3 separate regions of the Homo sapiens genome follow, and regions 2 and 3 are each linked to region 1. A link is a contact called in ENCODE Hi-C data. All regions are on one chromosome and are shown on one strand. Each heading gives the region's core, a stretch centred on a gene start or an enhancer-like site at or near the end of the contact. The rest is flanking DNA. Distances are from core to core; before and after follow the strand shown.

Region 1 (4,087 bases), core at 1,352-3,851:
AAACAGTGTTGTGCGTCTCTCTTCAAAACTACATATATCAAGAAGCTTCAGATTTGGGGAAAACATAAAAATAGCTGATGTTGGAAAGAGTAGGGGTGGGGCATTGGGGAGGAGAAAGAAGGAGCCAAAAATTGGTAGGAGATGGCCATGAAGCATATTCTGTCTTCCAGCAAATGGTGAAGCCATTCTAGAAATACACTAATTACTCCACTCAGTCCTGGGGAGTCTAAATTTCTTTGTAATACATCTCCAACTAGAGGCATTTATCAGACATAAAATCCCCTAGACATCTAACTTGCCTTTCCAGGAAAAAAAAAAAGACAAATATAATTTAACAATAAACTTGTGTAGGAAGACAGACACTAATGGTGAGAGCTGCACATAGTTGGTGTTAATGGTAAATTTCTTGAAGTCTGATTATTCTAGTGTAATCAAAATCCTCCTCAATTCAAATAGCTCTTAGGCTCTCTTGACCCATCACTAGACTGCCTGAAAAGCAGGAAAGTTCAGTCACTTAGAGAACACATCTTAGGCACACTATTCTGTTGCTGGCACATGGGACACATGAGCTGATGAATTGAGTGTGCCTATGGGGTCAGGTTTGTCTAAGCAAAATCAAACGAACAAAGGCCTCTGAATGAGTAGTTGCCAGCGGCCTATGCAGCGACTACTTCCTCCCCACTCACTCAGCAACTTGGGCCACATTTCTGTATTGCAGGGTTGGAATGGACTTTGTTCAGCCTCAGTGAGGAAGGGACCAAACACATTTGTCCCAGGTTCAAGGAGATCATGAGATTCTCCCATTTTCCAAATGTCAACACTGGGGATGGTGTGTATACAGTAGGCACATTTCTGGGGAAGTCGGCTATCTCACCAAAATATTGCAAGTAATTGTTGATATTCTGGATGCTGACTGCTTAGAGGCATCTGCTGTACATATGACAATGCAAATTTGAAACATTGGCTGGCAGTGGCAGAGCTACTGATCCCAAACCCTGGTGGGGCTCTTTGACTGGTTTGAAGGTCAGGGTGGAGAAAGTTCAACTTTAGAGCTCTTTCCCACCAAGCTTTTCTTTTCTTATTAAATTCAAAAAATGTTTATTGATCAACAACTCAGTGCTAAACCTATGGGAGAACCCAAAGACTTAAAAACCTGGGGTCCTGCTCGCCAAGACATGTTAAATGAGATAATATAAAAATTCCCATTTCTGGTACCTGAAAAAGGCTTGGGGCTGGAGAGGTGACATCGTTCAGCTTGCTGACCTCATCAATCATCTGTCCCCAGACAGGCAGACAGATCTGTTGGAGAAGTCATCCTCAAAAGTAAGGCTGCAGAGCCAGGGTCTGTTTGAGAGCAATGGAATCCAATGGAAATCACTTCTCAAGTACACTTTATGTTTGGACATTTCTCAGCTCTTAAAGCTTCTGACATTGATTGGATGCTGGTATGGCTTTATAAACACTTGTCTTTTTCATACACTCTTAAGGATTCATGTCTCCTCGACCATTTTGTATATTCTAAAATAACTATGCCATAAAATAAATGAAACAATTCCCACTTACTGCATAGTTTATTCAGATATTGACCTTATGTTTGGGCTGAACTTAGCTATAATTGAACAAAGAGTGATAAGCCATCGTTGCTTAGTGATATTTTCTATCACCTTCGCTGAGGCTGCAGTTGGCATTCTGCAGGCTCTTTCCAACAAGACCATTTCTCTGGTACACAACTGAGCAATTACACTGACTGAGCTGAAATCCACAAGCATTTGCGGAGCACTGCTCTGTGCAGGGGAAGCTCCAAACACCTAGGTGGCAAAGAGGAGCAAGACCCATCCCTGACCCATAGAACCTGCCTGTAGCCCCCGGATCCTGCCGGCCCAGGGCAGGGGTGTGATGAAGTGGACACCAAGTGCTCTGAGGAGCAGTGTGAGGGAAGAGAAATTCTGGAGAGGGAGAAGGCCCCACATCCCCAGGGCAGGTGAGATGTGAGCTGGGTCTCCCGGGATGAAGGAGACTGGGCCGAAGGAGAGGGTAGGGAGGAGCACTCCAGTAAGGCAGTGAAGTTTGGTGGAGCACTGACCGGGTGGGAGGCAGGAGAGGAGGTGGGAGTAGGGCCTGGAGGGTAAGGTTACCAGGGGCTGAGAAGCCATTAGACTCTCAGCAGCAGCCCTGAGCTCTTGAGCCTGCCCTTTGTTTTTTATCAAGCCCCCCCCCCCACCATGTTAGTATCAGGGAAGCTCAGGGGATCCCTATTGCAAGTGGCAATTCCTCACCCTCCCCTTCTGCTTCATGAGGTCAGATATCAGCTGCCCAATATCCAGCAGCAACTTTTAATACCATGTTTTGTTTCTGAAGGTAGCAAGGACATGTAAGCTTGGGAGTATGTGAAAAAAGCACTGAATCGAGAGTTAGGAAACAGAAACAAAGTTTTCATCAATTATGTAAAGCAGCTCTCTGCCCCTGAGATTGGAAACCAACCTAACCACAAATGGGGCCTAGTTTTCTCTCAGGACGTCACGGTCTAAGACAAACAAATGCCATACAAAGGAGAGAAGTCAAGGCAGGGGATGTTGAAAGCAGAAAAGGAGAAGTAACTAACTCCTGTGAAAAGGAGGCATCATCAGATCCGATCCTACTTGGAAACTGACAGCTGAGCCTTCACTGTTCCTACTGGGTCAGAAACAAAGCAACACGAGTATGGTGCCTGCAACGGTCCCATTGACCCCCACATCCCATGGGGGTTTGTGAGAGCCCAGACAGATGCTGTGCACCCAGTGGGCTGCACTGCAGAAGAGGAGCCCTGAGCTCAGGGCATATCCAGAAGGAAACATCACCTGCTGCAGTGTCCTATTGCAAACACAGCTCTGAGATGCCCAGTTCAGGAGCGGCCAGGCCTTGCATTCCTGGATACCCAGTGTGTGAGTTTCCTGTGGCTGCCATAACAAATGACTATAAACCGTGTGGCTCAAAACATGTTTATTCTCTTACAGTTCTGAGGTCCCAAAGCCTGAAACTGACGGGTCAGCAGGGTGGTTCCCTCTACTGTCTGTGAGGGAGAATCGGCCAGGCCTCTCTCCTGGCCCCTGGTGGTTTGCTGGCAATCTTTGGCATTCCTTGGTTTGCAGACACTTCATCCCCATCTCTGCCTCCATCTCAATGACCTTCTTCTCTTTGTCTCTGCGTCTCTCTCTCTTTTCTCTTATAAAGACATCATTGGGTTTAGGGCCCATCCTAAATACAGGATGATTTCATCTCCAGGTGTTTTAATTACATTTGCAAAGACCCTTTTTCCAAATAAGGTCGCATTCACAGGTTCTAGAAGTTAGGACTTGGACCTATCTTTTTGGGGGCCACCATTCAACCCACTACCTCCAGGAAAGACCTGTAGGAGAGCAAGAGACGGGTGGAGGATTGCCTCTCCCATTGCTGAGCTTTCTTAACAAGAGAACGGTTTTTATGTCAGCCTGAAGTAGTGATCTACATGAGCAAAGACATGGGTCTGGAAAGAGGAAAAGAATATTTGAGACAAGGTGTCATACTTTACTAGAAGTGAGGAAACCCGGAGTAAATGGTGTGAGATAAATCAGCCTGCACACTTCCTAAGTGTCAGCACTGTTCTCGGAGCTGGGACAGTAGCTGTAAACCAAACAAAAACTCCTGCCCTCACGCAGCTTACATTCTGATCAGGAGAGACAGGAAACAATATTAAGAGGTAAATGTTCAAATATATTAGAGGCAGAATCTAGGAGAAAAGTATCCAAGGCAGAGAGAATAACCAGGGCAAATGCCTGAGTGGAAACTGTGCTTGCCATGCTGGGCCAGGAGTGAGGCTACTGGGTGTGAAGTCAGAAACCAAGAAGGCGCAGAGACTGGACCCTCCTCGCATGCTGACAAGGTGGCCTGCACAGCTCCACATCACATGCACATGTGTATAAAACACCAGACCAAGGCCGGGAGCAGTGACTCACGCCAGTAATCCCAGCACTTCGTGAGGCAGGGGCAGGTAGATCACGAGGTCAGGAGTTCGAGACCAGCCTTGCCAACGTGGTGAAACCCCATCTCTACTAAAAATACAAATATTAGC
Region 2 (4,069 bases), core at 221-2,720, 1.2 Mb before region 1:
ACCCAGGCACTTGCTGTCTGTGTCCTTCCTGACAGGAGGGATGGGAGCTGGTGGCCCTGGCATGAAGCGCTGTTAACAGTCAAACACAAGCAGGAGCAGGCAGACACCTGGGTGGGGGACTGCCCTGCTGGGGGTGCTCACCAAAGAGCACCTCCCCATCTGCCCACGTGGCCTTGCACGTCTCAACACTTATCAGGCACCTGACTACAGGAAATCCCTGAACAAAGCCCTGAGCTGCCCTGGGGAATGTGACCAGGGCGATGGACCAGGAAGGACAGTCTGGGGTGCTTGGCATGAGTGAGGATAGGCTGGGGAAATGCCAACCTCTTCCACCAGCTTTGCATCCCAGGGCACCCTCAGTGGACAGAGAACCCAGAGATGCCACAAGGCTTGAGCTGCATCCTAACCATCCTGAGTTCCAGCCCAGCCATGGCCCCGGCCCGGGGGTACTTTGGGTGCTAAGTTGGGATGACGAGGGGCCAGGTGACACTCCTGTGTTCCAGGATCCGGTCAAGAAGGTGGTACCCTGTCACTGCCTGGCTCCGTCTGGTCCCAGTGGAACAAGAAGGGCAGGAAGCCTCTAGCACCCACCCTCTGGGCCACCAACACCCAGGTCCACAGTGTGGCCACCTGAGTCAGCACCACCTGCCTCGGGGACCAGAGCATGAAGGCTCAGATACGAGGAGCATAGCGCAGCAGTGGATGCAGGTATGCAGGATGTGCTGTGCGGATCCAAGGAGCCCCTCTCTGGAGGCTTGGGCATAACCTCTCCATCTTATTGACACATAATATTTTACCTCTTTGTAAGGTACATACAAATACTTGTTACATGCATAAAATGCGTATTCTGGTTACTTTGAATATTTACACATAATAATATTACTTAGCCACCACAGCCTGCTGTCAAACATTACAGCCTATTTCTTCTAAATGTAGGTTTGTACCCAATAACCAACTTCTCTTCATTCTCCCTTCCACATACCCAGTCTTCCTGGCCTCTGGTACTGCCATTGTATTCTCTGTTTCCATGGGATCAAGTTTTTTTAGCTCTCACGTGAGTGAGAACCCGTAGTATTTGTCCTTCTGTCTCTGAAAATGTTTCTGAAAATGACACGATTTCCTTATTTGTTATGCCAAATAGTATTTTACTGTGTCTATTTAGCACATCTTATCCACTCATCTGTTGATGAATACTTGGATTGATCCTGTGTCTTTGCTATTGTGAATAATGCTGTGATAAACACGAGCATGCAAGTTCCCCTTTGTTACACTGAACTCTTTCCTTTGGATAAATACCCCCCCAGTGAGATTGCTGGACCATAGAGTAGTTCTATTTTTTCTTTTTTTCGAATTCTCTATACTGGTTTCCATCATGCTTGTACTGATTTGCATTCCTACTGACAGTGTAGCAGAGTTTCCTTTTCTCTTCATTCTCACCAGCATCTGTTATTTTTTGTCTTTTTAATAATACCCATACTAACTGAGGTGAGATAATATCCCACTGTGGTTTTGATTTGCATTTCCCTGATCAATGAAGTTGAGCAGTTTCTCATATACATCTTAGCCATTTGTATGTCTCTATTCCTGTCCTTTGCCTATTTTTAATGGCATTGATTTTTTAACTTTTGAGGAGTCTGAGTTCCTTCTATACTCTGCACATTAGTTCCCTGTCAGGTGAGTAATTTGCAAATATTTTCTCCCACTCCAGGGGCTGTCTCTTCACTGTGTTGATTCTTTTGCTGTGCAGAAGTTATAGCCCACTCAACTATTTTTGCTTTTGGTGCCTGTGCTTTTGAGATTTCATCCATAAATTATCTGCCTAAGCCGATGTTCTGAAGAGTTTTCTCTATGTTTTTCTAGTAGTTTTATAGTTTCAGGTCTGACATTTAAGTCTTTTTTTCTTTTTTTGAGACGGAGTCTGGCTCTGTCACCAGATTGGAGTGCAGTGGCGCAATCTCAGCTCACTGCAACCTCCGCCGCCCGGGTTCAAGTGGTTCTCCTGCCTCCCGAGTAGCTGGGACTACAGGCACCCACCACCATGCACAGCTAATTTTTGTATTTTTAGTAGAGACGGGCCATGTTGGCCAGGATGGTATTGATCTCTTGACCTCGTGATCCACCCACCTCGGCCTCCCAAAGTGTTGGGATTACAGATATGAGCCACTGCGCCCGGCCCTAAGTCTTTAATCTACCTTGAATTGGTTCCTATTTCCAACCTGAGACAGGGAAGAAGTTCACAATGACTTTGCTGAGATAGTAAGCTGACTGCATAGTTACTAAGGGGGCATTTTTATATACTTCTTTCACAGGAACAAAGAAGCCAAGTCATTCCCTACCCGAATTAAATGTATGATTTTTAAAGAGGAAGCCTTGAGAATTTAACCCAATCTAACCATTACTCCAAATTATTTGGTAAACTGTGTCACTTTAGGTGGAGGAAGGTAAGAATTACGGGAACGTGAATTCTTTAAAAATCCATAAAAATGTACTGTGCTTGGAGACAAACTTGTAAGTTATTGCCCCTTTACAATGATTTGATGTCAAAAATACCGTAATATATTACTACTTTTATTTGATCAGATTTTTAACTGATTAAAGATTTGGTCTTAATCACTATTTTACAAAATAAATGCTCACTCTGAGCGTATAGTTCTACAGCCAGTTTTTAGGAACTTAAAATTTTTATATAATTTCAAAAGTCACAAGAATAGTACCAAGAATCCTCCTCCTTCTCTTAACCAAGACTCACCAATTTCTAAAATTTGTAGAAATTTGCTCCATTTTGTCCCATTTGCTTTGTCTGTTTACATACCTCTTTTAATGATTTCAGTGTAAACTATAGACATAATTACCCCAAAGTGTGCATTTCCTAAGGGTATTCTTTTACACAACTCTAGAATAATTATTAAAATCGGGAATTACTGTTATTATTTTTTGAGACAGGCTGTCACCCAGGCTGGAATGCAGTGGTGCAGTCTTGTCTAACTGCAGCCTCAACCTCCCAGGCTCAAGCAATTCTCCCACCTCAGCCTTCTGTGTAGCTGGGACTACAGGAGTGTGCTACCATGACTGGCCAAGTTCTGTATTTTTGGTAGAGATGAGGGGTCTCACCATGTTGCCCAGGCTGGTCTCCACTCTTGGCCTCAAGCGATCCTCCTGCCTCAAGCTCCCAAAGTGCTAGGATTACAGGCCTGAGCCACCATACCTGGCCTGATCCCAGTTTTAGAAAAACTCTGTAACTAAATTTAGATGAAAATATATGAATATGTTCAGTGATTGCTTTCACATTTTCTAAACTGTGCTTTTTTATATCATTGAGAGTCTTCAATAAATGTACTTTGGTTTCAAATATTTTCTTGAAGTCAGACATATTTCGCTGTGACCTAGAACAGTTCTTCTCACAGCATCCCCTCCCTGCAAACTGCAGGTCTTGAGGTCAGTGGCGCTTGACTCTAGGGACTCTATGTTCTTCCTTGGATCCAGGCCCTAACTCAGGGGATGGTGGCACCACCTCCTGCCCAACTCTCAGCTGCCTGCACTGCTGGTCATGGGTGAGAGGATGGCCTGCCCCAGATGAGTGTCAGTGTGTGTGTTTGTGTGCTTTTGCTGCATTTCTTGTGTCTTGCTTTTGTCATCTCTTTCTCCCTTTCCTCCCTGAGGCCTGCATAGGGCAGCTGTGCTACCCACCTCTGAATGTGGGGTGAGCTGTGGCCCAGGCCTGGGTGCCTGCTGGGACCTCCCAGGAGATGTGTGGAAGCAGACACCAGGCGGGCTCAGACACTCTAATGGGTACACTTGTGCCTTGTTCTGTCCCTGTCATTTGAGGCCATTTTGGCCAATGGGAAAGCAGACCCCTCTGGCAGAAAAAGGTCCACTTTGCCTCAGGCTGGGGTGGCAACTCTGCCTGCAGGTTGGACCCGTGGGGTCTCATCGTGAACCCCCATGGGCGAGTGACACTGGGAAAACTAGAGGACGTGTGGGTTCTGCCTGCTGTCTTTGCGTGTGGAGACAGGGTCCTGCCAACCAGTCTCCTGAAGGGGGAACTGCCTCCTGTGGGTGCCATGTGTGC
Region 3 (3,936 bases), core at 353-2,852, 1.6 Mb after region 1:
GTCCACCGCCACTGCCTGGCAGGTGGTCCCGTGGGACATGCTAGTTCTCCTGTCCCTGCTCTTCTCTCCCCACAGCCCACAGGATGGGGCATCCATGCGTCCTCCGTAGGCAAGGAGCCCCTGCAACTTTTATGCAGAGTTACAGTTGCTGTCACACCATCAGCCAACACTCTTCCAGGGAGCTCCTACCGGGGCACAGAGCTGTTGGATTATCCATGGTCATGCATAATCGACACAAGGCACAGCCCCGGAGATGGTTAAAATCTTCTGGCACTAGCAGGGTATATATGAAACCTAAACAGCCAGTTCCGAAAAAAAGTTTTCAGAGGGGTCCTCGACACTGGGAAAGCTGCCGGGTGAGGACAGACAAGAGGCCAATGTGAAGTCTCTTTTTCCATTTTCCTGCTTGATTTTTCTGCTTGAGACTTAACCATGATAAATCCTGGAATACTCCTTATTTATCTTTGTTGTTTTCCGTCTCTCCCCACTAGAGGGCGTGCTCCATGAGGGCAGGGGTCTTCGCTTTTCTCTCTGCTGCATCCTGAGCGCGGCTGGGACTTTTTGACTCTCGGTTAATATTGACCGAATGAATAAATGACTAAGTCAGCAGTGGAAGCAGGAAAAAAGGCATGCATGTGTATTTTTGGAGAGAAAAAGGGAGGTTTGCTGGAAGCAGAGGAGCTCTGTCTCCTTTTTTTTTTTTTTTTTGAGACGGAGTCTCTCTCTGTCGCCCAGGCTGGAGTGCAGTGGAGCAATCTCGGCTCACTGCAAGCTCCGCCTCCCGGGTTCCCGCCATTCTCCTGCCTCAGCCTCCTCAGTAGCTGGGATTACAGGCGCCCGCCACCACGCCCGGCTAATTTTTTTTGTATTTTTTAGTAGACACGGGGTTTCACCGTGTTAGCCAGGATGGTCTCGATCTCTTGACCTCGTGATCCGCCCGCCTCGGCCTCCGGAGCTCTGTCTCTTTGGGGTGCACAGCTCACTGCCCCCCAGAGTCTCCAGGGCCGAGGGTCAGGGATGTGGGTTGAATTGCAGGACCTCAGCTTTAATATGCTTTCCCGTTAATATGCTTTCCCGTCACAGGGAAACGGACTCCACCCAGACTGACTGTGGGATTGATTTCTAGGTCTTTTTATCTTTGGGGGTCAGGTGAAGAGATGGAAAAAGTTAATATATGTTGCATTTCAGAAACAAACTTAGGAAAAAGTTCTCTGGCATTTTCTAGCCATATGATGTGTATACATAGCCTAACATCTTTTTTTCTTCCATTTCTGTATCTGTACTATGAGATCAACTTATAGGAAATAATGTCTGTAAAACAATAACACAGTTCTTGACTCCTAGTAGACAATCAGTAATTGATGTCAGCTATCCTGGTGGTGGTGATGGTGCTATTATTTGCTTCCTGTTCCAGGTGGCTTCTGGTTCCCTTGGGACTTGCCCTGTGTGCAGGTACAGTTCAGACCAGAGGAGAAGCGGAACACACCGCAGCATCCTGTGGGGTCCTGCATAGTGGAGTAAATGAGCCTGGGCATTTGGGAGAGGGCTAGGGGAGTGTTGGTGTAAAGGACAGCAAGCAAGTGGTGACAGCCACCGGCTATTAATACTTTTAGTGAGTTTCTGCTTCACTGCCGGTCATTTTTTCTCACACTTAACAGCTTGCACTGATGACAGGAAGCACATGCTTGTAAGCAGACCATCTCCTGCAGCACTCACTGCACACAGGGCCTGTCTCCACCGGGACTGAGAGCCCAGACTCTCCTGCCCACATCCTGCAGCTGGCCTGGGAGGAGGCGCCTGCAAGCTTCCTCCTTTGGTTATCTCTCTCTTGCTGCGCCTCTGCTGCTTTTCCATGTGATCAAAGCAACCTTGACATCTTTCCCCCGTGCAGAATTTAATTTCCTAACTGAGATTTTATATATAGCACAAAATAAAGTTCTTATGTCTCTGATCTTGCAAGATAACCCCCAGCCCCACCTCACCTGCACAGGAGCAGGGCTCCAATTGATATGATAATGCAGGAGAATGCAGCCCTGGAAGGATGTCAGGCACTTCTAAATATACACGCGTGCGGCCCAGTTCTGACTAGTGAGGGCTTTGATGTTAAATGAAATGGGATAATGATACGAGGAGAGTGACGCTGGATCACAAATCTTCTCTCCAACAGATGAGGACAAAAGTCAGCAAAAACCTTCCCAACTGCCTCCAAGCAAGGGAAAAGGGACTGCATCCTAGAGCTGCAGACAAGGAGGCCAAGTTAAAAAAATCAGAGTATTCTAGCTCAGCATGGCGCTTACTCTTCTCCACCAACCAGAGGTCAAGCTGGCAAAGGAGGTTAAAAAAAAAAAAGTTCTAAGCATTCTCTCAATGCCCCCAAATGTGGTGACTACAAGGTAAATGGGCCACCCTGGAAAATAGAAAGATCAACCTGAGAGACAGGAAGGAAGCCCAGCTGGCTTCCTCTGGCTCTGGGAGAGACAGGAAGAAATCTGGGCTCCAGCAGGTTGAGGGCCTCCCACTGGATATCCCGAGGATGTTCTCCTTCCCACTCCTTCCAAGACGGAAGGAGAACACCGATGCATAAAACACAATAGGCAGGCCTGGAACTGAGCCCCGGAGGAAGGCAATCATGTCAAACGGGGCAGGGAGGCTGTCAAGGAAAATTCACCCAATGATATTTGAGCAAGGGAAGTTAAGGGTGAGAGAGAGATACAGCAACTGCGCAGGGATGAGACACGCATATTCCAGGGAAAATACGCAAAGGAGGGGGGCGCATGGCACACAAAGGCCTGGAGAAGAGTGTGACTCTGTGAGTCCCTCACTCCAGAGGAAGGCTGGATAGAAACGTGAATGAGACTAAAATTGAGAGAACAGCTTTAAAAGAGAACCTTTAGAAACATCGAGTGCTAAAGCAACATTCCTAACAGAACTAGTAGATTAACAAAAACAACAGGGGACAAAATGTCCAGTGAGTTCCTGACACAGAGGCAGACAGGCTTGAGATGGAGATGGCGGCGGTGAATGCCTGAGAAAGGACCCAGAGAGGACAGCAGTCAGAGAAAGGACAACAGAAATGCAGAACAGACCCGGGGAGCCGTGACCTGACACACACATGTCCCTAACATGGAAACCCCACAGAAGGCGACAGGATGTCTTTGCAAATACACGATTATTTTCATTAACAAAGACACAGGAACTGAAAGCAATCCAAAAGGAGCACGCTGTTCAGAAAATGTTAATACAGAACCACGGCCATGGGAAGTTTCCTGGTTAACGTAATGAACAGGAAGGATAAGCAAAGAGTGCTTCAAGCATTCAGCTAGTCAAGCCAGGCCAAGAAATGACTGGGCAGGGGTGGATCACCTGGGCTCAGTGCTTTCGTCTCCCACCGCTCTGGAGCAGTGACGGAGGGCAATAGCAATGACATTGAGGGAAAATTCAGAGGGCCAGAAAGTCTTACTCAAGAACCCAGCCAGCTGGGTTCAGAAATAACAGTCACACATAAGGCCAGGTGCGGTGGCTCACCCTGTAATCCCAGCACTTTGGGAGGCCGAGGTGGATGGATCACGAGGTCAGGAGTTTGAGACCAGCCTGGCCAACATGGTGAAACCCCGTCTTTATTAAAAATACAAAAATTAGCCAGGCGTGGCACCGCACGCCTGTAGTCCCAGCTACCCGGGAGGCTGAGGCAAAAGAATCGCTTGAACCCGGGAGGCAGAGGTTGCAGTGAGCCGAGATCATGCCATTGCACTCCAGCCTGGGTGACAGATTGAGACTCCATCCCAAAAAAAAAAAAAAAAAAAAAAAAAATACCCAGATAAACATACCAAAAAGTAGGCTGCAACCATGAGACATTTAGAAAAAAAAAATGCCAACCCACTAATATGAACAGGGAAAGGGTAGGCCCGGGGCAACATTTAAACTAGGGGACAAATG

What was found. A loop is a pair of places that touch in the nucleus more often than their neighbours do. Pooled maps may share reads with other maps.
Region 2: a loop to region 1 is called in a map with no recorded cell type, with 5 times the contacts of the local background. The contact joins two enhancer-like sites. A Hi-C loop is called at or near these places in 2 of 37 single-sample maps with no recorded cell type and 2 of 50 pooled maps.
Region 3: a loop to region 1 is called in a map with no recorded cell type, with 21 times the contacts of the local background. The contact joins two enhancer-like sites. A Hi-C loop is called at or near these places in 3 of 37 single-sample maps with no recorded cell type and 2 of 50 pooled maps.

The regions. Positions count from the first base shown.
Region 1 is chr2:130,375,590-130,379,676 of GRCh38, reverse strand. No RefSeq gene overlaps it. Among named protein-coding and RNA genes, the nearest start is that of PTPN18, 22 kb to the right of the region's middle. Within about 2 kb of position 2,601, at least 3 of the 41 ENCODE cell types and tissues checked have a DNase peak (open chromatin) inside an H3K27ac peak, as active enhancers do.
Region 2 is chr2:131,585,697-131,589,765 of GRCh38, reverse strand. No RefSeq gene overlaps it. Among named protein-coding and RNA genes, the nearest start is that of LINC01087, 49 kb to the left of the region's middle. RefSeq lists an enhancer at 1,309-1,458. Within about 2 kb of position 1,470, at least 2 of the 41 ENCODE cell types and tissues checked have a DNase peak (open chromatin) inside an H3K27ac peak, as active enhancers do.
Region 3 is chr2:128,752,142-128,756,077 of GRCh38, reverse strand. No RefSeq gene overlaps it. Among named protein-coding and RNA genes, the nearest start is that of HS6ST1, 440 kb to the right of the region's middle. RefSeq lists an enhancer at 1,289-1,488. Within about 2 kb of position 1,602, at least 7 of the 41 ENCODE cell types and tissues checked have a DNase peak (open chromatin) inside an H3K27ac peak, as active enhancers do.